6 separate regions of the Homo sapiens genome follow, and regions 1, 2, 4, 5 and 6 are each linked to region 3. A link is an interaction called in ENCODE POLR2A ChIA-PET data of the cell type or tissue named here. Cell type or tissue: Panc1. All regions are shown on one strand.

The links. ChIA-PET counts read pairs that join two places held together with the same protein. Peaks named below come from ENCODE experiments on the same cell type or tissue, not always from the same donor. Only the 100,000 strongest peaks of a DNase experiment are listed, where the experiment ranks them.
Region 1: POLR2A ChIA-PET joins it to region 3 with 19 read pairs; 3 of 35 experiments call an interaction of 5 or more read pairs at or near these places.
Region 2: POLR2A ChIA-PET joins it to region 3 with 12 read pairs; 2 of 35 experiments call an interaction of 5 or more read pairs at or near these places.
Region 4: POLR2A ChIA-PET joins it to region 3 with 18 read pairs; 5 of 35 experiments call an interaction of 5 or more read pairs at or near these places.
Region 5: POLR2A ChIA-PET joins it to region 3 with 12 read pairs; 4 of 35 experiments call an interaction of 5 or more read pairs at or near these places.
Region 6: POLR2A ChIA-PET joins it to region 3 with 13 read pairs; 3 of 35 experiments call an interaction of 5 or more read pairs at or near these places.

Annotation. Positions count from the first base shown.
Region 1 is chr19:40,014,998-40,019,997 of GRCh38, reverse strand. It overlaps ZNF546 (zinc finger protein 546), which reads right to left. Exons shown (of 7, transcript NM_178544.5): 7 at 1-5,000. The coding sequence ends at 4,217. Among named protein-coding and RNA genes, the nearest start is that of ZNF546, 20 kb to the right of the region's middle. RefSeq lists an enhancer at 4,211-5,000. In Panc1, no CTCF peak of the experiment used is centred here; no DNase peak of the experiment used is centred here.
Region 2 is chr19:39,920,077-39,925,076 of GRCh38, reverse strand. FCGBP (Fc gamma binding protein) reads left to right here. Exons shown (of 36, transcript NM_003890.3): 3 at 345-694. Among named protein-coding and RNA genes, the nearest start is that of FCGBP, 12 kb to the left of the region's middle. In Panc1, no CTCF peak of the experiment used is centred here; no DNase peak of the experiment used is centred here.
Region 3 is chr19:40,162,950-40,167,949 of GRCh38, reverse strand. No RefSeq gene overlaps it. Among named protein-coding and RNA genes, the nearest start is that of MAP3K10, 26 kb to the left of the region's middle. In Panc1, no CTCF peak of the experiment used is centred here; DNase peaks (open chromatin) are centred at 2,379, 4,059 and 4,269; H3K4me3 peaks cover 371 bases; H3K27ac peaks cover 167 bases.
Region 4 is chr19:40,274,363-40,279,362 of GRCh38, reverse strand. The region is part of intron 1 of AKT2 (AKT serine/threonine kinase 2); the gene reads left to right. Among named protein-coding and RNA genes, the nearest start is that of MIR641, 5.8 kb to the left of the region's middle. RefSeq lists enhancers at 4,055-4,114, 4,135-4,204, 4,715-4,794. In Panc1, no CTCF peak of the experiment used is centred here; no DNase peak of the experiment used is centred here.
Region 5 is chr19:40,090,670-40,095,669 of GRCh38, reverse strand. ZNF780A (zinc finger protein 780A) reads left to right here and starts at 4,727. Exons shown (of 6, transcript NM_001142578.2): 1 at 4,727-4,764. RefSeq lists enhancers at 936-1,025, 4,453-4,994 and a silencer at 4,576-4,905. In Panc1, no CTCF peak of the experiment used is centred here; a DNase peak (open chromatin) is centred at 4,699; H3K4me3 peaks cover 926 bases; H3K27ac peaks cover 1,074 bases.
Region 6 is chr19:39,944,919-39,949,918 of GRCh38, reverse strand. No RefSeq gene overlaps it. Among named protein-coding and RNA genes, the nearest start is that of FCGBP, 13 kb to the right of the region's middle. RefSeq lists a silencer at 3,003-3,297. In Panc1, no CTCF peak of the experiment used is centred here; no DNase peak of the experiment used is centred here.

The DNA.
Region 1 (5,000 bases), 150 kb after region 3:
ATTGTAAGATACACCTTGATTTCAAATATGTGAAAAATTGTGCTCAGTGTTAAGCATTGAGGAAATTATCATATCCAATCTAAGCCACAATTTGGCCATTTAAAGCTAAGAAAAACTGAGAACATGGATCTTGAAGATACTTGGACTGGATCAGCTCTTCCTTTCCCATCATTAATTTGGAAAACTAGAACAGATCTATCCCTGGACAGTCCAAGTAAACAAATTATTTTGCTTAATTGCTTTACTAGGTTTTTGAATGAATGTGCTGATGGTTTAGAATTTCTGCTTTCTTCGTAATGACTCACCTACATTTTTGCCTTTTAAGAACTATCCTCATCTGTTGTATTATCAGGATTATAATATCAGTGTAGAAAGAGCTAGTGAAATTTTGATATTACTTCCTCCTTGAAATTTTCAATAAAACAAAAAATATCTCCTCCATCTGTACTTACATCCAATTCTCATTCACAATGCTGTAATTATCTTTTTCCTTTGATTAGCTATACTAAAATCAAGTATTAATATTTTTTCACAAAGCCTTAATAAGTCTATTTTATTTTCAAATTCATTAACTCCTTTTAATGATCCTCCCTTCTTTCTTATATTGACTTATTTTTCCCTTAGTTTCTTGAGTTTAATGCTTCTTCATTCTTTTAACAGTTTTATAAGTGATTACTATGTTAAAGAGACAGTATTAAGTCACTGGGAGTAGAGTGGTGAGCAGGAGAAACAAAGTGCTGGCCCTCAATATTTGTTTCCTGAATATATTAACAGGTTACTGATTTTTCACTGAGCACAGGTTTGGCCACATTCACAAATTCTGATCTTACCATTCATTTCTAAATTGTCCTTTATGGTTTCATTTTCTTTTTGATCTAGTGTCATTATATTATTGGAGATTTTAAATTTCCGAAATGCCAAAGTACTACTCTACAGATCGTTTACTAAATTAAAAGAAATATTTAGCTCTACAACAGAGAAACCTGGTGATTACCATATGAAGCAAGTATTTCAGTTACCTATCGCTGTGTGGCAAACTACTCCAAAACTTAGTGGCTTAAAACAGGCCATATTTTAAACGTAAATCTGCAATTTGGGCAGGCTCATGGGGGAAAGCTTTTCTCTGCTCCACTTAGCACCAGCTAGGATAGCCTGAAGGCTAAGGGTTAGAATCATCTGAAGGCTCATACCCTCATACACTTGGTGCTGGATCCCGGCTGTTACCTCAATTACAGCTGTAATCAGGACAGCTTTACTTAGCTTTTCTATGTGATTACTTGGCATCTTCATAGCATGGTGGCTGGGCTTCATCCCAAGTGGGTCAGGCAGAAGCTGTATTGCCTTTTATGACTTAGTCGTGGAAATCACAGTGTTATTCCTGCCATAAACACAGGCCCACCTGGCCAGATTCAAAAGGAAGGACCATGAGCTCTACCTCTTGGGGAGTGTTGGTATCACATTGTAAGATGAACATGCAGAATGGGATATATTGGTGTGGCCATCTTTGGAATGTATGTTCTGCTACACCAAGTGAATGAACTAAGGATACCATAGTGGTATAATGACATTGTATGCCACCTAATGGGTTACAAATTGAAATACAAAATTTCTCCCATTAAGTATTCTTGCCAAAATATTTAATCTGTCCCTAATTGGGTCTCTAATCCCAAATTCCAGTTAATGGGAAATACTGGGGATAAAAAAGCACATTTAAAAATACTTTGGGAAGGCCGGGTGCGGTGGCTCATGCCTGTAATCCCAGCACTTTGGGAGGCTGAGGCGGGCAGATCACCAGGTCAGGAGATCGAGACCGTCCTGGCTAACATGGTGAAACCCCGTCTCTACTAAAAATACAAAAAATTAGCCGGGCATGGTTGAAGGCGCCTGTAGTCCCAGCTACTGGGGAGGCTGAGGCAGAATTGCCTGAACCCGGGAGGCGGAGCTTGCAGTGAGCCAAGATCGCACCACTGCACTCCAGCCTGGGCGACAGAGACTCCATCTCAAAAAAAAAAAAAAAAAAAAAAAAAAAAAGTCAATGTTGCAATAAAGTTGTGGGGGGAAGGGCCATTCTTACTTTAAAAGAGACGAACAATGCACAAATGTAATTCATGAATTTGGTTCCTGAATTTAAAAATAACCTATGAAAAGCATTGTTTACACAAATGAAAAGAATGAACACAACTGAGAATATGAACACAGACTGAATATTACAGATTATGGAATTATTGCTAATCTCCTTAGGTGTGAAGTTACTGGGGGTCAAATCTTTTGGCTTCCCTGGGTTACACTGGAAGAAGAATTATCTTGGGCTACACATAAAATGTGCTAACAATGGCGGATGAGCTTAAAAAAAATCACAAAAAAAATCTCATGTTTTAAGACAGCTTACAAATTTCTGTTGGACTGCATTCAAAGCTGCCCTGGGGCACAGACAGGTTGGACAATTGTTATATAGCAATTAAGTAGGAGGCAGCCTTTATTCTTAGATGTGATGTGTTATAGTATCTGCAATTTATACTCAAATACTACAGCAAAATATGTAAATATTATGTATAAGCAAACCAAATGTGACAACATATTAACAATTGCTGAATCTAGATAGAACATAACTGTTCATTATTCTTTTAAGTTTTCCAAATGGATAGTGGCTGTTTTTAATTTATCATTGTGGGCAGAAAAAGCGACTGACATACCTGCTTTTTGGGTTATAAAAAGAAAAAAGCATTACAGCTATCCCTGAGTCTTCAAAACTTTACTCTCATAATCTTCACACCCATCAAATCTAGAGATTTCTTTCTCACATTAATTTTCAGAGATAGGTTCTGACTTTATAAATGGAAGTTTAATCTATTTTACTGGATATTATCTCCAGTTAATTATTCCAATCTAAATAAGGAGTGAAAGGTAATGGACAGTTTTTACAAATTTCTTACACCCACAGGGCCTTCCTCTCACATGAATGTACTAAATGTATCCCCAATGAAAAAAATAAAGCAATATTTATTGATAAAATGCTGTGTGCCAAATACTCTTTTAAAGGTTTTATCTTTTATTAGCATTTCATCCTCACAAAAATACTATTAGGTGGTACTGTTATTACCATTTTAAAAACCAAGGCACAGGGGCATGTTTTGCCAAACACCACATAGGCAGAGGTGGAATTATGAGAATTATATTATTTATATATATCATAAAGATAGGCCAAGGCTGGTCTTTCCCATGTTCATTACATTAACAGAATCATTTTCCGTTACAGTGCTATATAAAGTGTGGTCCATGTGTTGACACTGGCCCACAAATTGTTTGCTTCTGGTCTCTGCAAAAGTTATAGATACCAAGAGCAAGTATTTAGAAATGTTTGCAGCAATCTGACAGAGTTAACTCAGTTAAATACCATAATAAAAAACTGGGGCTTTTATTTTGTATGTCTGTTTTTTTCTTTTCATTTTTCTGGTAATCTATTTATTTATTTATTTAAGAGACAGAGTCTTGCTCTGTTGCCCAAGCTAGAGTGCAGTGGTGCGATCTCAGCTCACTGCAACCTCTGCCACTTAGGTTCATGCAATTTTCCTGCCTCAGCCTCCTGAGTAGCTGGGATTACAGGCACCCCCCACAATGCCTAGCTAATTTGTGTATTTTAGTAGAGAAGGGGTTTCACCATGTTGGCCAGGCTGGTCTTGAACTCCTGACCTCAGGTGATCTGCTCACCTGGGCCTCCCATAGTGCTGGGATTACAGGTGTGAGCCACTGTGCCTGGCCCGCATTTTATTTATTTATTTAGAGACAGGATCTCACTCTGTCACCAAGCTGGAGTGCAGTGGCACAATCATGGCTCACTAAAGCCATGAGGCAGGGTCTCACTATGTTGCCCAGGCTGGTTTCGAACTCCTGTCTTTCCACAGTGCTGGGATTACAGGTGTGAGCCACTTCACCTGGCCCATTATTATTGCATTTTAGAGAAGCACTGTTCAACAACAGTTTGTAGGGGAAAAGGCCCTTGATGGTTTGGGATGCAGTGCATCAGTATCAATCTTCTAAAGTCTAACAGGGACTGAGTGATGCTATAGTCTTTCGACTCTTTAACATACGAAATAATTTCTGATAAATTGTGAGCATGAAGTAAAAGGGATTCCCACATGTTCCGTAACAAACAGAAAATTTCTTAAATTACAAATTCTCTGCTAAAGGGCATTTTCTAAAGGCCATCGTATTCTCTTTACATTATGCATAGGACTTCCTCACTAATATGATTTCTCTGATGTAAAGTAAGTTGATCACTACGAATAAAGGCTTTTCCACATTCTTTACATTGATAGGGTTTTTCACCAGTATGAATTCTGTGATGTCGAGTAAGTTCTGAATTAACACTGAAGGCTTTCCCACATTCTTTACATTTATAGGGTTTCTCACCCGTGTGAACTATGTGATGTCGAGTAAGTTCTGCTTGAAGACGAAAGGCATTCCCACATTCTTTACAGCTATAAGGTTTCTCACCAGTATGAAGTCTAAAATGTTGAGTAAGATGATACCGACGACTAAAGGTCTTTCCACATTCCTTACATTCATATGGAAGCTCACCAGTGTGAATTCTTTGATGTAATGTAAGTCGATAACTGCAAATAAAAGCATTCCCACATTCATTACATATGTAGGGCTTCTCACCAGTATGGCCTCTGTGATGTTGAGTAAGATGATAGTGCCGACTAAACGTCTTCCCACATTCCGTACATTCGTAGGGTTTCTCACCAGTATGAATTCTGTGATGTTGCGTGAGATGAGTGCTACGAATAAAGGCCTTCCCACATTCTGTACATTTATAGGGTTTTTCACCAGTATGAATTCTGTGATGCTGAGTAAGTTCTGTTTGAAATCGAAAGGCTTTCCCACATTCATTACATATGTAGGGTTTTTCACCAGTATGAATTTTAAAATGTTGAGTAAGATTATAGCGACGACTAAAAATCTTCCCACATTCTTTACATATGTAGGTGCTCTCACTG
Region 2 (5,000 bases), 240 kb after region 3:
TCCTCTTCTTTCTTCTTTTTTTCTTTGTGAGACAGAGTCTCACTTTGTCACCCAGGCTGGAGTGCAGTGGTGCCATCTCAGCTCACTGCAACCTTCGCCTCCTGGGGTCAAGAGACTCTCCTGCCTCAGCCTCCCAAGTAGCTGGGATTACAGGCATGTGCCACCATGCTCTGCTAATTTTTGTGTTTTTAATGGAGATGGGGTTTCACTATGTTGGGCAGGCTGGTCTCGAACTCCTGACCTCAAGTGATCCGCCCCCCTCACCTTGGCCTCCCAATGTGCTGGGATTACAACCCCGCGGACACTTCTGATTCTCTCTTTTCACCGTTCCCTTCCCTCCCCAGCTGTACTGTCCCCAGTGGAGCCCTCCTGCGAAGGCATGCAGTGCGCAGCCGGGCAGCGCTGCCAGGTGGTAGGCGGGAAGGCCGGGTGTGTGGCGGAGTCCACCGCTGTCTGCCGCGCCCAGGGCGACCCCCATTACACCACCTTCGACGGCCGTCGCTACGACATGATGGGCACCTGTTCGTACACGATGGTGGAGCTGTGCAGCGAGGACGACACCCTGCCCGCCTTCAGCGTGGAGGCCAAGAACGAGCACCGGGGCAGCCGCCGCGTCTCCTACGTGGGCCTCGTCACTGTGCGCGCCTACAGCCACTCTGTGTCGCTGACCCGCGGTGAAGTTGGCTTCGTCCTGGTGAGTACCTGGGGGCTTTGGGGGGTTAACATCCATGAGCTGCGGGTCCGAAGGCGGAGGCAAAGCCCAATGGCCGACCTCAAACCAGGGTGCAGGGAAGTGGGCCATGGAGTTGGAGGGTGGGGAGGCGGATTTGAAAATCAGTAGCAGGACCTTAGAACCCTGCCCTCCAGCCATCCCACGTCTAGAAATTTAAAGGATATTCAGAGACAGAGACTGGGGGGTAACATGCCAACATGGTTTATAATAGCATAAAACAAAAACAAACAAACAAAAAATTATCCAGCAATGGGGGATTTACGTTGACCAAATAACTAAATTTAATGAGCACCTGCTATGCACCAGATATGTTTCTTAGCACTTTTCTCATCTTAACGAATTTAATGCTCACAAACTCAGTGCAGGAGGCATTATTATTATGAACATGTTCAGATTGGGAAACTGAGGTTGAGATAGGCTAGTGACTTCCCCAGGGCTCAGAGCTAGTAAGAGGTGGAGCTAAGGGCACAGGCATGCTGGCTCTGGAGTCCTTGTTCTTAATCCCTCAGCTGTCCTGACTCTGGTAAATGCATTTCTATTCAGTTCATATGAATAACAGCAGCCTAGAGCAATTACTTCCTTTTTCTCGCCATGTTATTATGAAAATATTAAAATGTCCAAAGTTGAAATTCTTATACAGTGAATGCTCATATGCCAATCGCCTAGAGTTTTCTTTCTTTCTTTCTTTCTTTTTTTTTTTTTTTTTTGAGATAGAGTCTTGCTGTGTCACCCAGGATGGAGTGCAGCGGCAGGATCAGGTTCAAGCGATTCTCCTGCCTCAGCCTCCCGAGTAGCTGGGATGACAGGCATGTGCCGCCATGCCCAGCTAATTTTTGTATTTTTGTAGAGAGGGGTTTCACCATGTTGGCCAGGCTGGTCTGGAACTCCTGGCCTCAACTGATCGGCCTGCCTCAGCCTCCCAAAGTGCTGAGATTACAGGTGCCAATCATCTAGATTCTAAACACTGTACTCTTCTTGATTGATCACACACTGATCCATCGGTTCATCCCTCTGTCCATTCCACAATCTCTCTTATTTTTTATGCACTTCAAAGTTCCAGACATGAGTACATATCACCCAAAAGACTTCACCATGTCATTAACTAGAATATAATATTTTCACACTTCTTTTGGCTGATTTTGGAGGTGAAATTTATATATAACAAAAATCACAAATCTTAACTGTATAGTTCACCTTTGGCAAATGTGTAACCAAATTGCCCATTAAGATACAGAATATTTTTATCACCTGGGAAAATTCCCTCATGTGCCTTACCAAACAGTCCCCAACCTACTCCTGGAGATGATCACAATTCTGATTTTTTTTTTCCAGCATAGATTAGTTTTGCCTGTTCAATAACTTCAGGGCCAGGCGCAGTGGCTCATGCCTATAATCCCAGCACTTTGGGAGGCCTAGGTGGGTGGATCACTTGAGGTCAGGAGTTAGAGACCAGCCTGGTCAACATGGTGAAACCCCATCTTTAGTAAGAGTACAAAAATTAGCTGGGCGTGGTGGCGCATGCCTGTAATTCCAGCTACACGGGAGGCTGAGGCAGGAGAATCGCTTGAACCTAGGAGGCAGAGGTTGTAGTGAGCCAAGATTGCACCACTGCACTCCAGCCTGGGTGACAGAGTAAGACTCTGTCTCAAAAAAAAAAATAAATAAATAAAATATATATATATATAGAGAGAGAGAGTATATATGTGTATATATATATATATACATATATACACACACATATATACATGTATATGTGTATATATATGTTGTGTTCTCTACTTTGCTTTTTGCATTTAGCAATACATTCTGAAACAGTTTCTCTATCAACAGTTTCTCTATCAGCCTCTATTTTTTTTTAACATCTGCACAATTCTTTATATGGATATGAACACCATGGTTCATTCAACCAGTCCCCTGTGGATGGACACATTGTTCACTATTACAAACAATACTGCAATGAATATTTTTTTGATTTTTTTTTTTTTGAGACAAGGTCTTGCCCTGTTGCCCAGGCTGAAGTGCAGTGGTGTGATTATAGCTCACTTCAACCTCAAACTCCTGGGCTCAAGCAATCCTCCAGCCTTGGCCTTCCAAGTAGCTGGGACTACAGTCTCATGCCACTATACTGGGCTAAGTATTTTTATTTTTAGTAGAGATAAGGTCTTGCTATGTTGCCCAGGCTAGTCTCGAACTCCTGGTCTCAAGTGATCCTCCCACCTTGGCCTCCCAAAGTTCTGGGATTAGAGGCGTAAGCCCCTGTATCTGACCTGAAATAAATATTCTTGTACCTCCCTGATTTTGTGAGTGTGCAGGTAGATCTCTGCGATTAATAATCAGTTGGTGAAAGGAGGTGTTCTTCAGCCCTGGAGGGGTTGAGCACAAGTTCAGGCGGACTTCAGATCCCTTGAAATTATATACAGAATTTTATACCTCTCTCTGAAAACTACTTTTTATTTTTTTTGAGACGGAGTCTCGCTCTGTTGCCCAGGCTGGAGTACAGTGACGTGATCTCGGCTCACTGCAACCTCCGCCTCCTGGGTTCAAACGATTCTCCTGCCTCAGCTTCCCGAGTAGCTGGGACTACAGGCACATGCCACCACGCCCGGCTAATTTTTTGTATTTTTAGTAGAGCTGGGGTTTCATTGTGTTAGCCAGGATGGTCTTGATCTCCTGACCTTGTGATCCGCCCAACTCGGCTTCCCAAAGTGTTGGGATTACAGGCATGAGCCACCGCACCCGGCCTTTCATTTTTTTTTCCGTCAGATCCTCACAGAGGTCAGTGACTTGACAAAGGTGCAGAGCTACTGTCAGAATCATAGTAGGATACTCACAAGACATTGTTAGGAGAGGAGTTAATGAAATAGTGACTTCAGCATGGTCTTTTTTTTTTTAAGTGTAAATATATCTAAAGGTAGGAAAAAACTCAACAGGATCTATACATTTGTATGTGTCTGCCTACAGGGTGATTTTCTTTTCTCATTTTTGCTCCTGTGCATTTTCAGTTTTCTGTAATGAACGAATATTATTTGTGTCATTTAAAAATGGAGATTGGCTGGGCATGGTAGCTTACGCCTGTGATCCCAGTACTTTGGGAGGCTGAAGCTGGAAGATTACTTGAGCCCAGAAATTTGAGACCAGCCTGGGCAACATAGGGAGACCCTATCTCTACCAAAAAAAAAAAAAAAAAATAGCTGGGTGTGGTGGCGCCTGCCTATGGTCCCAGCTACTTGGGAGGCTGAGGCAGGAAGATGGCTTGAGCCCAGGAGGTCGAGGCTGCAGTGAGCTATGATGCTGCCACTACACTCCAGGCTGGGTGACAGAGCAAAACTGTCTCAAAAAAATACATAAATAAAAAAATAGAAAAATTAAAATGGAGATCACTGGACTTAGGGGAGAAACAGATTTGAGCAGCCATGCTGGACTGAGAGCTCTGAGCATGGGGCCATGGCCTGTCTCCATCACTGCAGTGTCTAAAGCACCAGCTGGCACAGAGCAGGCCACACAGTGGGACTCACAGAAGCTTTGCTGGGAGCCGGAATGAGTGAATGCTCTGTCTTCCTTCTGGGCCATTGCTCATGCTGTCCTCTCTCCTGTTGCTCCTTTTATCATATTCCATCCTCTTGGCTAAGACTTCTCCACTTCAAGTCTCAGCTCTGGCACAGCTCAGAGAATGTGTAAGGAAAGAGTAAGAAAGAGATGCCCAGGCTGGGTGCGGTGGCTCACACCTATAATCCCAGCACTTTGGGAGGCCGAGGTGGGAGGATTGCTTGAGCCATGAGCTCCAGACCAGCCTGGACAACATAGTGAGACCCCCATATCTAATTTAAAAAATTTTTTTATTAATTAAAAAAAAAAAAGGCTGGGTACGGTGGCTCATGCCTGTAATCCCAGCACTTTGGGAGGCTGAGCAGGGGTGGGCAGATCACTTGAGGTCAGGAGTTCAAGACCAGTCTGGCCAACATGGTGAAACCCTATCTCTACTAAAAATACAAAAATTAGCTGGACGTGGTAGCAGGCACCTGTAATCCCAGGTGGGAGAATCACTTGAACCTGGGAGACAGAGGTTGCAGTGAACCGAGATCGTGCCAATGCAGCCCAGCCTTGGTGACAGAGCAAGATTCCATCTCAAAAAAAAGATGCCCCAGGGCACAGAGAGACATAGTTCTTATCTCCTGGTTCTTAGTCAGACTTCAGGCTTCTCCAGAGCCTGGGAGGCTTATAAACAACACAACCTCGTCTCTGTGTTCTGGAGGCTGGAAGTCCAAGA
Region 3 (5,000 bases):
CAGGCTGGTCTCGAACTCCCAGCCTCAAGCAATCCTTCTGCTTTGGCCTCCGAAAGTGCTGGGATTACAGGCATACACTACCAGATCCAGCCAAATTTCTATTATTTATAAATTATCCAGTCAAAGGTATTTTGTTACAGCAACCCAAGTAGACTAATACATTCAGGAAGCTAATTTAATCATAATTCATAATTATTATCCATGACATCTATTACTCAATTATTAATCATCCATTAATATTAATTATCTAGTAATCATTAACCATTGCATCTATTAATCATGTGAACCTAAATAACAGAGCTTTTCTAAAAGAAAAAGGTATTTACTCAGGAACAGAGCATTGCAATAGGAATGCAGTTGTCACAGTAAACTCTGTGTATATTCCGGGAGGCAAAGGGAGACAAAGCTTTTTTTGTTTTGTTTTGTTTTGTTTTTTGAGACGGAGTTTTGCTCTTGTGGCCCAGGCTGGAGTCTGCAGTGGCGCGATCTCAGCTCACTGCAGCCCCTGCCTCCCACGTTCAAGCGATTCTCCTGCCTCAGCCTCCCGAGTAGCTGGGATTACAGGCATGCGCCACCACACCCGGCTAATTTTGTATTTTTAGTAGAGGCGGGGTTTCTCCATGTTGGTCAGGCTGGTCTTGAACTCCCAACCTCAGTGATCTGCCCGCCTTGGCCTCCCAAAGTGCTGGGATTACAGGCTTTAGCCACCACTCCCGGCCTGTCAAAGGTTTTTAAACAAAAAATGAGGAGCAGTACATAATTGTTTTGAGATAATTATTCTTGGCTACAAAGATCAGTAACGGGTATGATGCCAGTTTGAAGTTGGATAGGCAATTGCTGGGAAGATGTTCTTGCAGAAGTATTTTTGGTGTATGCAAGGTTGTGGGTTTTGCAGAGTTGGAGTCTTTTGTAATAGTTTTTGTGATCAGGCACCCAACCCTGAGAATCTTCTCTTCATGGCCTTCCCCATCTCTATCTGTCAGGGTTTTCTTTTTTAAAAATTTTTATAATTTTTTTTTTATAAACAGAGTCTTGCTCTGTCACCCAGGCTGGAGTGCAGGGGCCAGATCATAGCTCACTGCAGCCTTGAACTGAGACTACAGGTGTGTGCTACCACATCCAACTAATTTTCTTCATCTTCTTTTGGGGGGGAGGGGGACAGGGTCTTGCTATGTTGTCCAGGGTGTTCTTGAACTCCCGTGTCAGGGTTTATTTATTTATTTTTTTCAGTTCCATTCTTTTTTGAGACAGGGTCTTGCTCTGTCTCCCAAGCTGGAATGTGCAGCAGTATGATCTCAGCTCACTGCAGCCTCAACCTCCCAGGCTCAGGTGATTCTCCCACCTCAGCCTCCTGAGAAACTGGGATTACAGGCACGCACCACCACACTAGGCTAATTGTATTTTTAGTAGAGACAGGCTTTTACTATGTTGCCCAGGCTGGTCTCGAACTCCTGAACTCAATATGCCCTCCTCGGCATCCCAGAGTGTAGGGATTACAGGCTTGAGCCACCGTGCCAGGCCTGGTGACTCCATTTTGACTCTGACAACTTTCACAACCTTTACCATTTCTTTTCTCCAGGCTTCTTGTATGATAAACTCATTCTTTAATTGAAAAAAATATTTACTGAGAGGAGACAGCCCCTTCTCTGCAGTGCTGCCTGTTGCACTCTTGCAACGTATTTTCATGCCTTCTCTAATAAATGCCTTTCTTTTCTTTTTTCTTTTTTTGAGATAGAGTCTCCCTCCATCGCCCAGGCTGGAATGCAGTGGCGCGATCTCGGCTCACTACAGCCTCTGCCTCCTGGGTTCACGCGATTCTCCCTCCTCAGCCTCCAGAGAAGCTAGGATTACAGCCATGCACCACCACCCCTAGCTAATTTTTGTATTTTTAGTGGAGATGGGGTTTCACCATGTTGGCCAGGCTGGTCTTGAACACCTGACCTCAAGTGATCCACTGGCCTTGGCCTCCCAAAGTGCTGGGATTACAGGTATGAGCCACCATGCCCAGACCTAATAAATGCCTTTCTTTACCTAAAAAAAAAAAAAAAAAATTAAAAAAAATGGGAAAAAAAATTTACTGACTACAATTGCTTTGCCAGGTACTTAGCAGTGGAGGAGGCAGTGCTTGCCATCTTGCAGCTTGAAGTCTGGGTGTGCAGAGAGGCGCTGGGCAAACACACCCATGCTGCGTGTTTGGGAAGGGGCAGTAGAGGGCGCTGTGGGCACACGGGGACTGAGAACTACTGGGTGGGGAGGCCTCGGGGAGCAAGCTAAGACCCTAAGGATGAAAAGGAGTGGGAGGGAGAGAACCGTGTCATGAAACCCCTAAAGTAATTGAGTGCCAGCACAGGACGCTGAAGAAGCACAGAGAGTCCGAGGCTGAGACAGCAAGTAGAGACCTCCTGGAGGAACCTTCTAGAAAAAGTTAAGGGTTTTAGACTCTTCCTAAGGGAAAACGGGAAGCTATGGGGGATTTTAAGAGAGGAGTGACTTGACGTTCTGTGCTTGTTGGGTGGATCATGAATTAATTGTAGGAGCCAGACTTGGAAGGCTCCTGCAGCAGTAATTCAAGCCAGAGATGATGGTGGCTTGGGAGAGTGTGACTTCTGTGGGGACTGAGAAGTGACAGGCTTAGAACTTCCAGGATATTCCAAGAGGTCTGCTATGGGAGTAAGGAAGAGGGAGGAGTGAAGGATGACTCTCGGATTTCTTTTTTTTGTTTGTTTTCTTTTCTTTTTTTCTTTTCTTTTTTTTTTTTTTTTTTGAGACCAAGTCTTGCTCTGTCACCCAGGCTGGAGTACAATGGCGTGATCTCAGCTCACGGCAACCTCTGACTCCCGGGTTCAAGCAATTCTCCTGCCTCAGCCTCCCAAGCAGCTGGGACTACAGGTGCTCACCCACCATGCCCGGCGAATTTTTGTATTTTTAGTAGACACGGGGTTTCGCCATGTTGGCCAGACCGGTCTCGAACTCCTGACCTCAGGTGATCTGCCCACCTTGGCCTCCCAAAGTGCTGGGATTGCAGGCATGAGCCATTGCACGCAGCCGACTCTCAGATTTCCAAGTAGACCGTGGAGAGCAAGGGAGAAGAGGACCTGGCCCAGCGCGTTGGCTCACACCTGAAATCTCAGCACTTTGGGAGGCTTTGGTGGGGAGAGGGGATTGTTTGAGGCTGGGAGTTCAAGTTTGAGACCAGCCTGGGCAACATGCGAGACTTCATCCCTACAAAACATAAAAATTAGCCAGGTGTGGTGGCATGTGCCTTTAGTTCCAGCTACTCAGGAGGCCAAGGAGGGAGGATCACTTGAGCGCAGGAGATTGAGGCTGCAGTGAGCTATCATGGCACCACAACTCTACAGCTTGGACAACAGAGCAAGATCTTGTTTCTGGGGGGGAAAAAAAAAAAGGTGAGACCTAGTCTCTACAATAATAATAATAATAATAATTTATAAAGTTAGCCTGGTGTGGTGGTGCGCACCAGTAGTCCCAGCCACTTGTGGGGCTGAGATGGGAGAACTGCTTGAGCCCAGGAGTTCAAGCCTGCAGTGAGCCGTAATTACACCACTGCACTCCAGCCTGGGCAATCAAGCAAGACCTTGTCTCTAAGAAAAAAAAAAAAAAAAAAAGGCCGGGTGCGGTGACTCAGCCTGTAATCCCAGCATGCACTTTGGGAGGCTGAGGCAGGTGGATCACGAGGTCGGGAGTTCAAGACCAGCCTGGCCAACATGGTGAAACCCCGTCTCTACTAAAAATACAAAAATAAGCTGGGCATGGTGGTGTGCACCTATAGTCCCAGCTACTTGGAAGGCTGAGGCAGGAGAATCACTTGAACCCGGGAGGCGGAGGTTGAAGTGAACCAAGATCATGCCACTGCATTCCAGGGTGGCAACAGAGCAAGACTCTGTCAAAGAAAAAAAAAAAAAAAAAAAGAAAAAAAAAGCCCCAAAACAGATCTGTCTAGGAGGCTTGCTAAGGGGAAGTGGAAGCAGTACAGCTCAATAGCATAAACCTCAAAGGGACAGGGTTAAAAAACAACAAAGACTATGGATAGGCCAGGTGCAGTGGCTCACTTCTGTAATCCCAGCACTTTGGGTAGCTGAGGCAGGAGGATGGCTTGAGCACAGGAGTCTAAGAGTAGCCTGGGCAACATGGCAAAAACCCCATCTCTACAAACAACAATAACAACAAAACACTAGAAAAATTAGCCGGGTTTTGTGGTGCACACCTATAGTCCCAGCTACTCAGGAGGCTGAGGTGGGAGGATCGCTTGAGTCCAGAAGGCTGAGGCTGCAATGAACCAAGATTGTACCACTGCACTTCAGCCTGGACAATAGAACAAGACCCTGTCTCAAAAAAAAAAAATAGTATGGAGAAGAAATAGTGACAATATCTGGAAACAGTATTGTCATGCCAAGGTATGGCAGATTGCATTATTGGTCATGATATTTGCTGTCCCTTCAGGAAGGTCCCCAGTGACAGCAGCCTTGGCCATCTGAATGAACCTCGAATGAAACCAGACATTAAAGGATAAATGTTGTAGTGAGACCATATCTCTAAAAAATTTTTTAAAAATTAGCCGGGCTTGGTGGCATGGGCCTGTAATCCCGGCGACTCAGGTGGCTGAAGTGGGAGGATCGTTTGAGGCCTGAACTCTTGAGACCAGCCTGGGCAACATAGCAAGACCATCTCTCTCTCTCCCCCCTCCCCCCTCCCCCTCCCCCCTTCCCTCTCCCCTCTCCCCTCTCTCACACAGACACACACACACACACACACACACACACACACACACACACACACACACGACAAATGTATCCTTCCAGTTGTATAAAATGTTCAGAGAGGCAAATCCATAGAGATATAAAGTAGGTTATTGGTTGCCAGGGGCTGGGGGAAAGGGAAAGCAGGAAGTGGCTGCTGATGGGTACAGAGTTTCTCTTCAGGGTGGTGAAAATGTGCTTGAGTTAGTGGTGATGGTCACCCAACATTGTGAATACATGAAA
Region 4 (5,000 bases), 110 kb before region 3:
CAGCCTGGGAGCAGGACCAGGAGGGAGGGAGTGAGTGTGGGAGGGGCGCTGGGTGGGAGCTCAGCCTGGCCCCCTTGGGGCAGGACCCACTGCCAACTCGGCACCCACAGCAGGGCCCAGGTGCTCTGACTGTGCCGAGCGAGGGACAGCAAGCCGGGTCGGCCAAGAGGAGACTGCATGTCAGAGGTCCCAGCAGGAGTTTCTTCAGCCCAGCCGTCCTGCTGGAGAAGCTCGTTCGCAGATGTTGTTTCTAAGGGTGAGGCCAGAAACCCAAGTCTTCCTCGGTTTGCCACTTTGTGGGCCCTTTCCGAATGGGCTGGGGCAGTTGCCGCTCCCCGGTTCTCTTCTCCAGCCTGGCTTCAAGTTCTTCATGGTCTGGTGGGTTTTTGGTGTACACTTACCCAGCTGGGGCTGCTGAGTGACCTGGTCCCGGGGGTAGCTGACGTGGGTGAGAACCCTGCTCTTGGCACCCCTCTCGGTGGCTGTGGAGCTCTGGGGCCTTATTTCTTCTCCCTAAGGTGCATTTTGCTCAGCTGTAAACGGGAACCTTCCTGCTGAGTGGGGCGGTGGGGAGGATGCACGGAGCTGCTGCGTTGGAAAGCACAGGCCTCCTGAGGAGGCGGCGGGATGAATTTGGGCTGATGCTACTCCTGGTGATTGCCAGACAGGACTGAGGGCACCTGAGAGCACAGAAGGGGCTCTGCAGGGCAGTGGGCACAGGCTCGTTGTTGGTCCTTGGGAGAGAGTGGTAGGGCCTGTTAGCTGATGGGAGGGCTCCAGACAGGAATGTGAATCACTCCCACCACTGTACTCCTGCCCAACCAGACGCTGCATATTAGCTCTACAAACCTGCACAGCAGCCTGGGAGGTGGGCAGTGTTAGCACTCCCATCTCGTAGATAGGAAACTGAGGCCCAGGAAGCCACATAGAATATTGGGGTCATTCTCGTGAGTAGTTCGCCTCTCAGTGCTGGGCACTGCTGCAGAGCTTAAGGTGTCTGCTCTCACTCATCCTCACCACAGCCTGGCAGCTCGCTGTCCCGATCGTCCCCGTTGTACAGGGGAGGAAACGGGCATAGAGAGGTTATTGGATTTGCTGGAAGTCAGTAATAGGCATGATGGTTGAACCCTGCTCTGTCGGCGAAGCTGCCTTTTGAAGACAGCCTCATCTTCTTGCCCTGCCTGCTATGACTGGAGTTGTCACTGTTGTCATCATGATTTCTTTTCTGCTTTCTCTTCTCCTAGACAGAGCTGGCACAAAGTAGGCCTCAGTAATCCAGAAATGACTCCATTCCATGCCTGCTTGGGATGTGGGGTGTGGCTGCTTCTCTCCACCCCCAATACCATGACCTTGGCCCCTCCCAAGGGGGGCCCAGGGGGAAGAGATGAGGATGGGAGGCACCCCCTCCCCACTGCCCTAGGGGCCTGATTGCTGAACAGCCTCAGGAGCCAGCCTTTGGCTGTTCTTGGTCATTTGTGTGTTCCATCTGTCTCCAAATATTGATTGAATCACTTCTATGTGCCACGTGTAGTTCTGGATGCGATCGGAGGTGGCAGAGAGGTTGCATTGGCCTGTGAGTGCTTGGTGTGGCTGAAGGAGGGAACAGAGATCTAGCTGGACTGGGTGGGAGAGGGGCTTGGGAAGGCTGCTGAGGAGCCCCTGTGATGTGAGAGCCCGAGGAAGTGGGCTGGACGGGGTGCAGCCAGGTAAAGGCCGCAAGGAAGGCGATATCTGGATGTGCTGGTGGAACAGCAGGCCCATGTAGCTGGAGCCGGGGGAGTGGGTGAGGGGGAGAGAGCAGGGTGGCAGGGCTCAGGGCCTGGGCTATGATGGGGATCCAGGGCTTTATCCCCAAAGAGAAGGGACACAGGTGGGTGGGGAGGGACCTGTGTGGGAGAGAGCTGGCTGGATTCAGGTGGCAGCCAGGGATGGAGAAAGCAGACCATATTCTGCTTTGGAGACAGGGCGCCCTAGAGCCCAGCTTCTCAAACTGGTGTCCGAAGGCCTTGGCGGGTGGGAGGAGGTGTCTGCAGGGCATTGACTCTTTTTAGCTGTGTGTTTTCATTTAGATGATATTTTCAAAAAGTTAGTAGGGGCATGTTGGAAATTATTGGGATGATTCCTTTAGAACCAAGTAGTGACAGCAGTAACATTAGCTGCCACTGCATGGCTCTGACAGGCTCAGGACGGCCCCTGATGTCAGAGTCCTTTATGTAATTGCCACCTATTTTTCAAGCACTGGCCCTGTCCCCAGCTGTGTGTGAAGCCATCTCATTGGGTCCCCAGGACAACCCATGGTTATCAGAAAAATCATCTTTTTAAATTTTTCATTATTTTTTTGAGACAGGGTCTGGCTCTGTCACCCAGGCTGGAATGCAGTGGCACCATCATGGCTGATTGCAGCCTTGACCTCACTGGCTCAAGTGGTCCTCCCACCTCAGCCTTCTGAGTAGCTGGGACTACAGGCATGCACCATCATACCTGGCTAATTTTTTTAAAACAATTTTCAGTAGAGATGGGAGTCTCCCTATTTTGCTCAGGCTGATCTTGAACTTTTGGGCTCCAGTGATCCACATCCCTCAGCCTCCCAAAGTGCTGGGATTACAGGCGTGAATCACTGCACCTGGCCTGCAAAAATTATCTTTTGAGATAACATAAACATGTGCTTGGGCAGATTGGTGTTAAGATTCCATTCTACAGGCTGGGCACGGTGGTTCACACCTGTAATCCCAGCACTTTGGGAGGCCGAGGAGGGTGGATCACGAGGTCAGGAGTTCAGTACCAGCCTGGCCAAGATGGTGAAACCCTGTCTGTACTAAAAATACAAAAATTAGCCAGGTGTGGTGGTGGGTGCCTATAATCCTAGCTATTCGGGAGGTTGAGACAGGAGAATTGCTTGAACCTGGGAAGCAGAGGTTGCAGTGAGCCAAGATCGCACTACTGCACTCCAGCCTGGCGACAGAGTGAGACTCTGTCTCAAAAAAAAAAAAAAAAAAAAAAAAAAAAAAAAAAAAAAAGATTCCATTTTACAGATGCGGAAGCTGAGGTTCAGAGAAGTGACCTGTGTAGCCTGGAAGTGGTAGAGTCAGGATTTGAGTTGACTAGAGGTGTGAGTTTGGGCCTGAGTCCTGCTCCAATTCCCCAGGTAAGCTGCGTTGGGGTGCGGGAGAGATGGGGTATAGCATGGGAGCTTCCAGCCGCACTGGGATGATCTGGCTCCTCTTGGGCCTGTGAGAGTCACATCCCTGCCTCCTGCCTTTAAGCTCCCGGTGCTTAATTAGCAGGAATTCTATAGAATTGCACTCCAGAATGGTAGCTACTAGCCATGTATGGACTTTTTTTTTTTTTTTTGAGACGGAGTCTTGCTCTGTCACCCAGGCTGGAGTGCAGTGGTGTGATCTTGTCTCACTACAACCGCCGCCTCCCGGGTTCAAGCGATTCTCTGCCTCAGCCTCCCGAGTAGCTGGGATTACAGGCGCCTACCACCACGCCTGGCTAATTTTTGTATTTTTAGTAGAGACAGGGTTTCACCATCTTGGCCAGGCTGGTCTTGAACTCCTGACCTTGTGATCGCCCCCCGCCCACCCCCCCCCCCCCCAGCCTCCCAAAGTGCTGGGATTACAGGCGTGAGTCATCGTGCCCGGACTCACATATGGCTTTTTAAGTTTTAATTAATTACAATTAAAGAAAAGTAAAAAGTCAGTTCTTTAGTTGCACTAGCCATCATTCAAACATTTAGTAACCACATTTCTGTCGTTATGGAAAGGTCTGTGGGCTAGTTCTGCTCTGGTTGCGGTCCCTCTCCTGCACCTACTCGCTGTGACTGTGTGCATGTGGCTCTCTCCCTGGGCCTCAGTTTTCCCATGTGAGGAACGGGGATAGTAACACAGGCTGGCTGTGAAGATGAACATTAATCCATGCCTGGTGCTTTGTGAGTGCTCACTGAGTATTAGCCTTGATGCAGACCCACTGGTTTCTCCTTTTGCCACTGGGCCCTGCCCTGGAGCTCCCAGGGAGGTGGTGGCGATGCAGAGCGACGTGGGTCAGGGATTCCCCATGCAGTCCAACTGGAGGGCTCCCGTGCATGCGTGCACATCAGGGGCGGTAAGGAAGGGCTGGCCGGGGTGTGGGAGGAGGCGACACAAGATGGGAGGTGGCCCTGTCTCTTGGGAGCAAAGGCAGAAGGAGGTGGAGGCAGCTCAGGGCTCGGAGGAGAGGGGTCCGGGCTCCTTGGCTGTGTCCCTGCTGTCTCTCGCTGTGGGTATTCACCGAATCTCTCCCATCCTCGGTTTTCACATCTGCTGCATGCAGGTCCTCATGGTTCTCAAGTGAGGCAGGTGGTGAGCCCATCAGGCCAGTGCCCAGGGCTTATTCTGGGGACAGCTCCTGGAGAGGAAGGGCTGCCTCCCTAAGGACTCCTGCCCTGCCCTGGGTGCAAGGGGTTCCACCTGCTGCCCCTCCCCCACTCCCCAGCTCGCCTCAGGCGGATAGTTCCCCTCTCACTCCAAATAAGAGCCACAATGCTGACAGTGGCCCCCAAGGCCCTGCCCAGCGGTCCCCAGCTTCCTCTAGCTACATCTCCCGGCCCTCCCCTTCACCCACTCCTGTAGGCGCCTCGAACGCGCCTCAGCCCTGCTCCTCCCCTGCCTGCAGCGTTCCTCCCCAGGTCTCCCCCGGCTCTCTCACCTGCTTCCGGTTTTGCTCAGACTGCGCTGCCTCAGTGCGCCCTTCTGTCACCATCCTGTGTATAGTCGGAAACCCCTGCTCCCTTTCCCTGCACTGAATCTTCCGTGTGCTCCTTTTCTCCATGGCATTTGTTAGCTTTGGCTATCCTGTCTAATTTGCGTATGTATTTATTTTTTATTTTGCTGCCTGTTCCCTCATTCCCCCAACTCCCCAATGGCAGGGAGTTCTGTTTTGGTCACTGCTGAATCCCTGGTGACCCGAGCAGTGATGATGCAGAGTTGTTGTGATATTTGTGGAATGAATGAATGCAGGAT
Region 5 (5,000 bases), 72 kb after region 3:
GGTGGGCTGTATAGAGAAGTTTGTGGGTGGGATTACTGCTGAAGTTATCAGACATGCTGGTCTGGTGCCAGGGTCAACAAATGGATAGGCCTGAGGACTGTCCATGGGAACCAGCCTGAAGTCTGGGTCCACAGAGGTTGACCTGGTGCTGGGGTGGTCTGGACATAGGCCCATAATATGCCTTGGTCTTGAGCTCATAGGGGTCACCCTGCTTCCAGGATCCGCTTGGGCAGGCGTGGACCCTGGGTCCACTGGAGCATAGGGTCACAAGAACCAGCCTGGAGCTTGGGTCTGGTCTGGGGCATATTTGGGTCTGGATTCCACAGGGGTCAGTCTGAAGCTTGAGGCTGTGGGTGCTGTCCTAGGGATATGGAGGCCAGCCTGGAGCCTGTGTTTTTAGGTGTGGTTCTAAAGCTTTGGTCTCTAGGAGCTGGCCTGGCACTTGGGGTCTCCTGGGCCAGGTCTGGATATTGGATGCGGTGGAGTGGGTTTGAACCCTGGGTTTGTCAGAGTGTAGGACCATGGGAGCCAGCTTAGAGACTGGAGCCACAGGGGCTGGGTAGGCTGACAGCCTGTATCCATGGGGGTTATCCTGGAGCTTGGATCTGTGGGTGCCAGCTTTGTGCCTGGAGCTGAGGGTGCCACCTTGGAGTTTGGGTCAAGGGGGCCAGCTGGTCATTGGGTTTCAGTGGAGTAGTCCTGCTGCCAGGGTCCACAGCAAAGTTGGTGTTCACTTTATTCATCCTCTAACACGGAGGGTATCTCACCACACTATAATTTCTGGGCTGGGCTTGGGAGAGTGATGGACTAGGTAATGCAAAACGCTCCTTCTTAGCCTCTTTAATGTATCTTTTCCTGTTTCTGTGCTACAGCAAGGTGCTCTAATCTCTTACTTGGATACTTTAGCTCTTGTGAAAGTTTGTTCATGAGTAAACAGATGTTTAAATTGATGTGAGGGCTAAGTGCTGGAAAGTCCCATTCTCCAATCTTGCTGACATCACTCCTCTTAAGATTTTCTATTTCTTCTTGAATCAGTGACAGTTTGTGTAAAGAATTGTTCCTCATCACACACTGGGGCCTGTCGGGGGTGGGGGACTAGAGGAGGGATAGCATTAGGAGAAATACCTAATGTAGATGACAGGTTGATAGGTGCAGCAAACCACCATGGCACGTGTATACCTATGTAACAAACCTGCACATTCTGCACATGTATCCCAGAACTTAAAAGTATAATAATAAATAAATATTGCAAAAAAAGAATTGTTCCTTTCCATTTAGTTTATTTTGTTGGCATACAATTGTTTATAATATTCTTCTATAATCATTTTCATTTCTGTAAGGTTAGTAATGTCTCCACTTTCACCTCTGACTTTAGTAATTTGAGTCTTTTCTATTTTTTTCTCAGTCAATCCAGCTAAGATTTTGCTACTTCTTTTGATCTTTTCAAAGAACCACTTTTAATTTTGTAATTTTTCTGTATTATTTTTCTATTCTCTATTTAACTCCACTCTTATTTTTATTATTTCCTTCCTTTCTTGTCTTCTATTTATTTATTGTTTTGCTATTTTTCATGTTCTAATTCCTAAAGTTGTACAGTTAGGTTGTTGATTTGACATCTTTCTTCTTTTATATAGGCATGTAGAGCTATAAATTTTTCTCTTAGTAATAAGCATATCATAAACTTTGGTAACATGTGTTTTTATTTGTATTTATCTAAAATATTTTCTAAATTTTTGTATTCATTCTTTAATCCTTTGGTTGTTTAAGATTGTGTTGATTTGGCACAAGACAAAGATGTCTTCTCTTACCACTCCTATTCAACATAGAAATTCAACTGAATTTCAGTTATCAGAACTGGCCAACATGAAGACAATGGGATTTAGTCCTACAAATTAAGAAAGAAACTGAATGAATTAAGTCATGAAATATCAGATGGCATACAGGATTTAATTTTGAAATTCTTCAATTTTACTGAGGAATTTCTTCAGCTATGGGAATAGTCTTTTGATGATGCTCCAATTTTTAACTGGATCAATTTGCAATTTGTGTCAGAATGGAGCGCAGTTGAGAAGCCTTATGTTACTGCAGCATCTAAATTTGGCTTAACATTCAAAGGAATCATAAATAGAACCAATATGTTTGCCTTGTAAAGATAATTATCAAAGAAATGTACCCTTCTTAGGGTACAAAAAAGAGATGGCAAAAAAAGAGATGTACCTTGAAGGCAAGATACATTAACTACAAGAATATGAACTGCAATCTAATTTTTCCATATTCAATATTCACAATACTTGTGAGGATATCTTCCATTTCATTGGATATATTCTGAGACTTCTGGTTACCTTAGTATATACAGAGTATATATCTCAGTTTAAAAAGTATGGTGTTCAGAGAAGAGTCATTTGAAGGTAGCTATAATTTTGAGTTTATTAAACATAAAGTCCAACATTGAAGATTGCATAAAATTTTATCAAAATTTAAAAATAATAGACCACATTGAAAGAAAATACTTAAAAAGAATGGTGATATTGGTTAGGAAATCGATTAAAGTATCAGAATATACTTAAATATAATTATTCTCCGCTTTATTCTAATGTTTAGTCAACATAAATAGCTTAAAAATTTTTTTCCTTACTACAAAATTGTTATTTTGCTTTAACGTATATATGTTATTGTTTCACCCTTTAGGATATAACAGAATATTATAATTAATACAGGAATTTTTCAAACATTACATAATTTCAATTACCTTAGTATTCATACCTTTTCGAATTTGTACTACTTTGGACAATATATTATATATTCAGCTATTATTGAGTTCTAATTTAATTCCATTTTTGTCAAAGAATATGCTTTGTATGACTCGAATCCTCTTACATTTATTGAGACTTGTTTTATGGCCCAGAATATGGCCTATACTGGTAAGTATCCCCTGTCCACATAGATGAATTTTACTGTCATTGAGGAGAGTGTTCTCAAATATAAATGAGATCAAGTAAGTTGATATGTAGCTCAAATCTGCTATACCCTGTTGCTTTTCTGTGTTTGTTCTATCAATTACCAAGAGAGATATATTGAAATATCTGACTATAATTGTGGATCTGTCTCCTTTTCGATCTAATAGATTTTTCTTCCCATACTTAGAAGCTTTGCTTTTAGGAGCAAAATTTATGTTTGTTTTTTTCTACTCGATGAGCTATCTCCTTTATCATTATTATGCCCTTCTTTATCTCTGGTAATAGTCTATGTCCGGAGTCTACTTTGTTTTTAATAAAGCCACTCCAGCTTTCTTTTGACTAGTGTTAGGATGGTGTATATTTTTCCATCCTTTTACTCTTAACCTTTTAGTGCTTTTCATTTAACATATTACCTGTAGGTAGCACCCATTTGGGTCTGACTTTTTGTTTATTTATTTATTTAATTATCTTTTTTTATTATACTTTAAGTTCTAGGGTACATGTGCACAAAGTGCAGGTTTGTTACATATGTATACATGTGCCATGTTGGTGTGCTGCACCCATTAACTCGTCATTTACATTAGGTATATCTTCTAATGCTATCCCTTCCCCCTCCCCCGACCCCACTATAGGCCCCGGTGTGTGATGTTCTCCACCCTGTGTCCAAGTGTTCTCATTGTTCAATTCTCACCTATGACTGAGAACATTTGGTGTTTGGTTTTCTGTCCTTGCGATAGTTTGCTCAGAATGATGGTTTCCAGCTTCATCCATGTCCCTACAAACGACATGAACTCATCCTTTTTATGGCTGCATAGTATTCCATGGTGTATATGTGCCACATTTTCTTAATCCAGTCTATCATTGATGCACATTTGGGTCTGACTTTTTAAAAAATCCAATCTGACAATCTTTTTAAATTAAGGTGTTTAGACCATTTACATTTAATGTGATTATTGATATGGTTGAGTTAATCATCTTATTTGTTTTCTGTCACAATTCTGGAATGAAAAGACGTTTTGCTCTTTATTATTACATGTTTCCTCCTTATGTAGCATAGGAAACTAGAAAAATGATTTTGAAAGTTAAATATTGTTAGACTACAACAGTGAAATCAGGCTCTTCCTAGGAAAAGCAAGCCCTTTTTTGCATTTGTTTATACTATTTTAACAAAGTGTTAATTATTCATCCTTCAAGATAAGGCAAGTAATTATCTGTGTATTTTTATCCGTTTCCATGTCGTCCTGAATCACGTTTTTCTCTCCAGATAACAGGAACATTGTCTCGAAGAATCCAGGACATTTGATTCTGAAATCTCCAATGTGAACCACACTTCCTCTCCTAGTATATAACCAACCAATTCTTTAGTTCAAGCTTTTCAAATTTATCCTAAGTCCCCTTCAAATAGCACAGAGAAGTGGAAGCCTATCGCTGGGGTCTGAGACAAAGGAGTTAAAGCACCTACATGTTGACATAATTTTACTTTAAATTCTTCTTTCTTCTTTAAAAGTTCTGCTCATTTGCATTCTCCATGGAGAGAAAAAGTAAATTATACTGACGCTCCGAGAGGGAAACGCTCTTCTCACATGGGGATCCTTGCTCATGGCAACAACCTGTGCACCCCGCGGGCTGGAACTCCCACGAATCCACTAGGCTCGGCTCCCTTAGGGGTCAGCCCCCATAGTATGCTGGGATCAACCTGAACGGATCACAGCTCAAGGCTTCTGAGGCTTTTTCTGTTCGGGACTGTATTTCCCAGCGGCCACCGCGCCAGTCCACTTCCGGTCTCCGGGGTCGACGACATAGCGGGGTAAGGTCTTCACGTCTGAGGAAGAGATCTGTGGCTGCGGGAGATCTCTGCGGATTGGGGCTCCAGCCTGACTGACCCGACAGTGCGGGTGGCCTAGGGGGAGGCGCTCAGAGTAGGAACCCGGGGGTGCAGACGGGATCTGCCGGATCCCCAGGCGTGTGTGTGCGCGGGTATCAGAGGAGGGGGATTGTGAGATCATGAGTGACGGAGGGGACTGTGAGTGTGTGCGTGAGGTT
Region 6 (5,000 bases), 220 kb after region 3:
TAATGGTTCATGACTTATTATCTAAGTTGGGAGCCTCAGTTTCCCTCCAGGGGAATGCCATACAAGTCTCAGTGCCTCCTGAGAAAGGAATCCATTTACTGGCCCTTTTGGTTCCCCAAGATCAGAAGCTACCCCCAGTCCTAGAAAAGATATTGATTTGAGTGGAAAAGTCTGTATGGGATACCAACATTTCAGGACAGGTCATCAATGAGGAGAATATTAAAATAAAGCTTAAGCCAGGCCTACCCTACCCACGCAAGCCAAAATACCATTTGAGGCCAGAAGCCCTACAAGGGATATGGCCCCTCCTGGAAACATTGATACAGAACAGACTAATTCAGCCCTGCAGTCCCCTTGTAATACTCCAGTCCTGCCTGTGAAGAAACCAAATGTAGAATACCAGTTTCTTCCACACTTTAGAGTAGTGAATGACTCAGTTGTTCCCACACATCCTTCAGTCCCTAATTCATACACACTCCACTCTCAAATCCCTGGGTGCACACAGTTTTACACTGTACTGGATCTAAAGGATGTTTTCTTTAATATATGCTGCATCCTGACTCCACCTACATTTTTGCCTTTGAATGGAAGGATCCAGAGACTCAGGAAGCTCCCCACTGTACTTGGACAGTGCTACCCCCGGGGTTTCCAGATAGCCTCCACCTCTCTGGGCAAAGCCCTGGAAGTCCTAATTCAGAAGCTAGGGCCTGTCCAAAGGCCAGTGACTTATTTTTTAAATCAACTGGACCCAGTAGCCCAGGTGTGGCCTGGCTGTCTTAGGGCAGTGGCAGCCACCAGCCTCCTGGTCAGGGATATCTCCAAACTCATGCTAGGCCAATCCCTTGAAGTTTATACTCCTTACCAGGTCCAGAATGTGTTGGAAATCAAAGGGAGCCACTGGCTAACTCGGGGAAGGTTAACTCAAAATCAAGCCCCACTGTTAGACACCCCAGACTTGACCTTAAAGATATATGAGTCCTTGAATGCTGCCACCCTCCTTCCCTTGCCCACCTTGGGGACACTGGAACACACCTATGTGGAAACTTTGGAGCAGATCTATTCTAGTTGGATAGATTTACGGGAGACCCCTTGAGAGAATCCAGATGAAGAATGGTTTACAGATGGGGGTTGTTTTGTAGAAAATAGAGCCTGCAGGCCAGGCATGGTGGCACGCCACCACACCCAGCTAATTTTTTGTATTTTAGCAGAGACAGGTTTCACCATGTTGCCCAGGCTGGTCTCGAAGTCCTGGGCTCGTGATGCGCCTGTCATCCCAGCTACTCAGGAGGCTGAGACAGGAGAATCGCTTGAACCTGGGAGGCGGAGGTTGCAGTGAGCCAAGATCACGCCATTGCACTCCAGCCTGGGTGACAGAGCGAGACTCCATCTAAAAAAACAAACAAACAAACAAATAAAATGGAGCCCGGAAGGCAAAACATGCTATTGTCAGCCTACGCTGGACCAGAGAGGCAAAATAACTTCCCCTAAGCACTTCAGCTCAGGAAGCAGAGCTCCAAGCCTTAGTTAAGGGCTCTTCAGCTTGAAGAAGGGAAGAGACTTAATATATATACTGATTCTAAGTATGGATTCCTAATGCTCCATACTCATGCAGCTGTCTGGAAAGAGGAGAATGCTAACTGCCAGGAGCACCCCGACAAAACCCAATGAAGCGATTTTATTCCTCCTTGAGGCAGTTCATCTCTATGTTAGTCTGTTCTTACACTGCTATAAACACATACCTGAGACTGGGTAATTTATAAACAAAGAAAGTTTAATTGACTCACAGTTCTGCATGGCTGGGAGGCTTCAGGAAACTTACAATCATGGCGGAAGGTGAAGGGGAAGCAAGGCACATCTTGCATGGCAGCAGGAGAGTGAGTGAAGGAAGCCACACACTTTTAAGCTATCAGATCTCATGAGAACTCACGTACTATTGTGAAAACAGCATTGGGGAAACTGCCCCCGTGATCCAGTCACCTCCCACCAAGTACTTCCCTTGACATGAGGGGATTACAATTCGAGATGAGATTTGGGTGGGGACACAGAGCCAAACCATATTAAGCTCCCTGCCCAAATAGCTGTTATGTCCTATAAAGGGCATCAAAAAGACAATTCTTTAATCAGCCAAGGAAACAACCAGGCTGATAGAGCTGCCAAACGGGCAGCTGGGCCGGGCGCGTTAGCTCATTCCTGTAATCCCAGCACTTTGGGAGGCCGAGGCAGGCGGATCACGAGGTCAAGAGATCAAGACCATCCTGGCTAACATGGTGAAACCCCGTCTCTACTGAAAACACAAAAAATTAGCTGGGCATGGTGGCAGGCGCCTGTAGTCCCAGCTACTTGGGAGGCTGAGGCAGGAGAATGGCGTGAACCCGGGAGGTGGAGCTTAGAGTGAGCTGAAACCGCACCACAGCACTCCAGCCTAGGGGACAGAGCGAGACTCCATCTCAAAAAAAAAAAAAAAAAAAAAGAAGTTGGCAGTGGTTGGCCAGGAGTGATGGCTCATGCCTGTAATCCCAGCACCTTGGGAGGCCAAGGTGGGAGGATCACCTAAGGTCAGGAGTTCGAGACCAGCCTGGCCAACATGGTGAAACCCTGTCTCTACTAAAATACACAAAAATTAGCTGGGCGTGGTGGTGCATGCCTGTAGTCCCAGCTACTTGGGAGGCTGAGGCAGGAGAATCGCTTGAACCCAGGAGGGAGAGATTGCCATGAGCTGAGATGGCACCATTGCACTCCAGCCTGGGCAACAGAGCGAGACTCCATCAAAAAAAAAAAAACTGAGCAGATGAAGGAGGGTATAATTTAAATGGTCAGGGTGGCTAGAAGATCAGCAACAATGCCTTTTCCTACCAGAAGCTGACCAATGGAAAGTCATCAAAAGACTTCATGAGGAAACTCATTATGAGAGAGACTCACTATGGAATTTAATCCAAAATCTCCTAGTGAGCAAGGCTTTAAAAGCTACAGCCTAACAGGCATGGTGGTTCACACCAGTAATCCCAGCATTTGAGGAGGCTGAGGCAGGAGGATTGCTTGAGCCCAGGAGATCAGGACCAGCCTGGGCAACACGATAAGACTGTGTCTCTACAAAAGCATTTTTAAAAATTATCTGGGCATGGTGGAATGCATCTGTGGTACTAACTACTTGGGAAGCTGAGGTGGGAGGATTGCTCGAGCCCAGGAGTTTGAGGCAGCAGTGAGTCAAGATTGCACAATTGCACTCCAGCCTGGGTGACAAAGCGAGACCTTGTCAAAAAAAAAAAAAAGAAAGAAAGAAAAAGCCACAGTGGGCCAGGTGCAGTGGCTCACACCTGTAAGCCCAGCAGTTTGGGAGGCTGAGGTGGGTGGATTACCTGAGGTCAGGAGTTCGAGACCAGCCTGGCCAACTTAGTGAAATCCCGTCTCTACTAAAAATATAAAAATTAGCTGGGTGTGGTGGCGCATGCCTGTAATCCCAGCTACTCAGGAGGCTGAAGCAGGAGCATTGCTTGAACCTGAGAGGCAGAGGCCGCGGTGAGCAAAGATCATGCCACTGCACTCCAGCCTGGGTGACAGAGTGAGACTCAGTCTCAAAAAATAAAAATAAAAAAGCCACAGTGGACTCTGTAACTCAAGCATGTGAAATTTGTCTTAGAAATAATTCCTGAGCCCATCCACTGGCTCTGCCCCAGTGCAGCATAAGAAGACCTATCCTGGAGAAGATTGGCGAATTACACAGATACCCCTAAAGGGGAATTCAAATATATTCTGATTTTTATAGACACTTTCGCAGGCTGGGTGGAAGCTTTCCCCACACAAACAGAAAAAGCAATTGAAGTTTGTAAATGACTGCTTAAAGGCCGGGTGCAGTGGCTCACGCCTGTAATCCCAGCAGTTTGGGAGGCTGAGGTGGGCGGATCACCTGAGGCCAGGAGTTTGAGACCAGCCTGACCAACATAGTGAAACCCCATCTACTAAAAATACAAAAATTAAGGCCAGGTGCGGTGGCTCACACCTGTAATCCCTGCACTTTGGGAGGCTGAGACGGGCAGATCACAATCAGGAGATCGAGACCATCCTGGTTAACACGGTGAAACCCCATCTCTACTAAAAATACAAAAAATTAGCCGGGCATGGTGGCAGGCGCCTGTAGTCCCAACTACTCGGGAGGCTGAGGCAGGAGAATGGCGTGAACCCGGGAGGCGGAGCTTGCAGGGAGCCGAGATCGCACCACTGCACTCCAGCCTGGGTGACAGAACGAGACTCCGTCTCAAAAAAAAAAAATACAAAAATTAGCTGGGCATGGTGGCACAGGGCACCTGTAATCCCAGCTACTAAGAAGGCTGAGGCAGGAGAATTACCTAAACCCTGGAGGTGGAGGTTGCAGTGAACTGAGATCGTGCCACTGCATTCCAACCTGGGCAACAAGAACGAGACTCTGTCAAAAAAAAAATTAAAAACCAAACCAAACCAGACAAACAAAAAGTAAATGGCTGCTTAAACAAGGAATTCCTAGGTTTGGGCTTCCAGCCTCCCTACAAAGTGACAACAGGCTGTCTTTTATCACCTAGGTCACCAAAGGGCTGTCTAGCAGTCTTAGCATCCAATACAAACTTCACTCTGCCTGGCATCCTCAATCTTCTGGGAAAGTTGAGAGAATGAATCAAACCCTTAAAAAGAACCTTGGCTACACTATGCCAAGAAGCCCAGAAATCATGGATTAAGTGCCTCCCTATTGCCTTACTAAGAATAAGATCCACCCCAAAGGGGAACTTAAAGCTCAGCCCTTTTAAAATGACCTATTGGAGCAGTCCTTTCTCAAGACAAACTTTCTAATAGATGAAGACTTAAATCAGGCTTTAAAATACATTATCAACTTGGGGAAAATTTAGCAGACAATATAATAATAAAATATTACCCCAGCTGGGTAAGATAGTTTGGGATCATTTCCCTATTAGGTGCACAGGTCATACTCAAGACATGGTGAGGGCCTGGCATGAATCATGCTCCCACTGTAC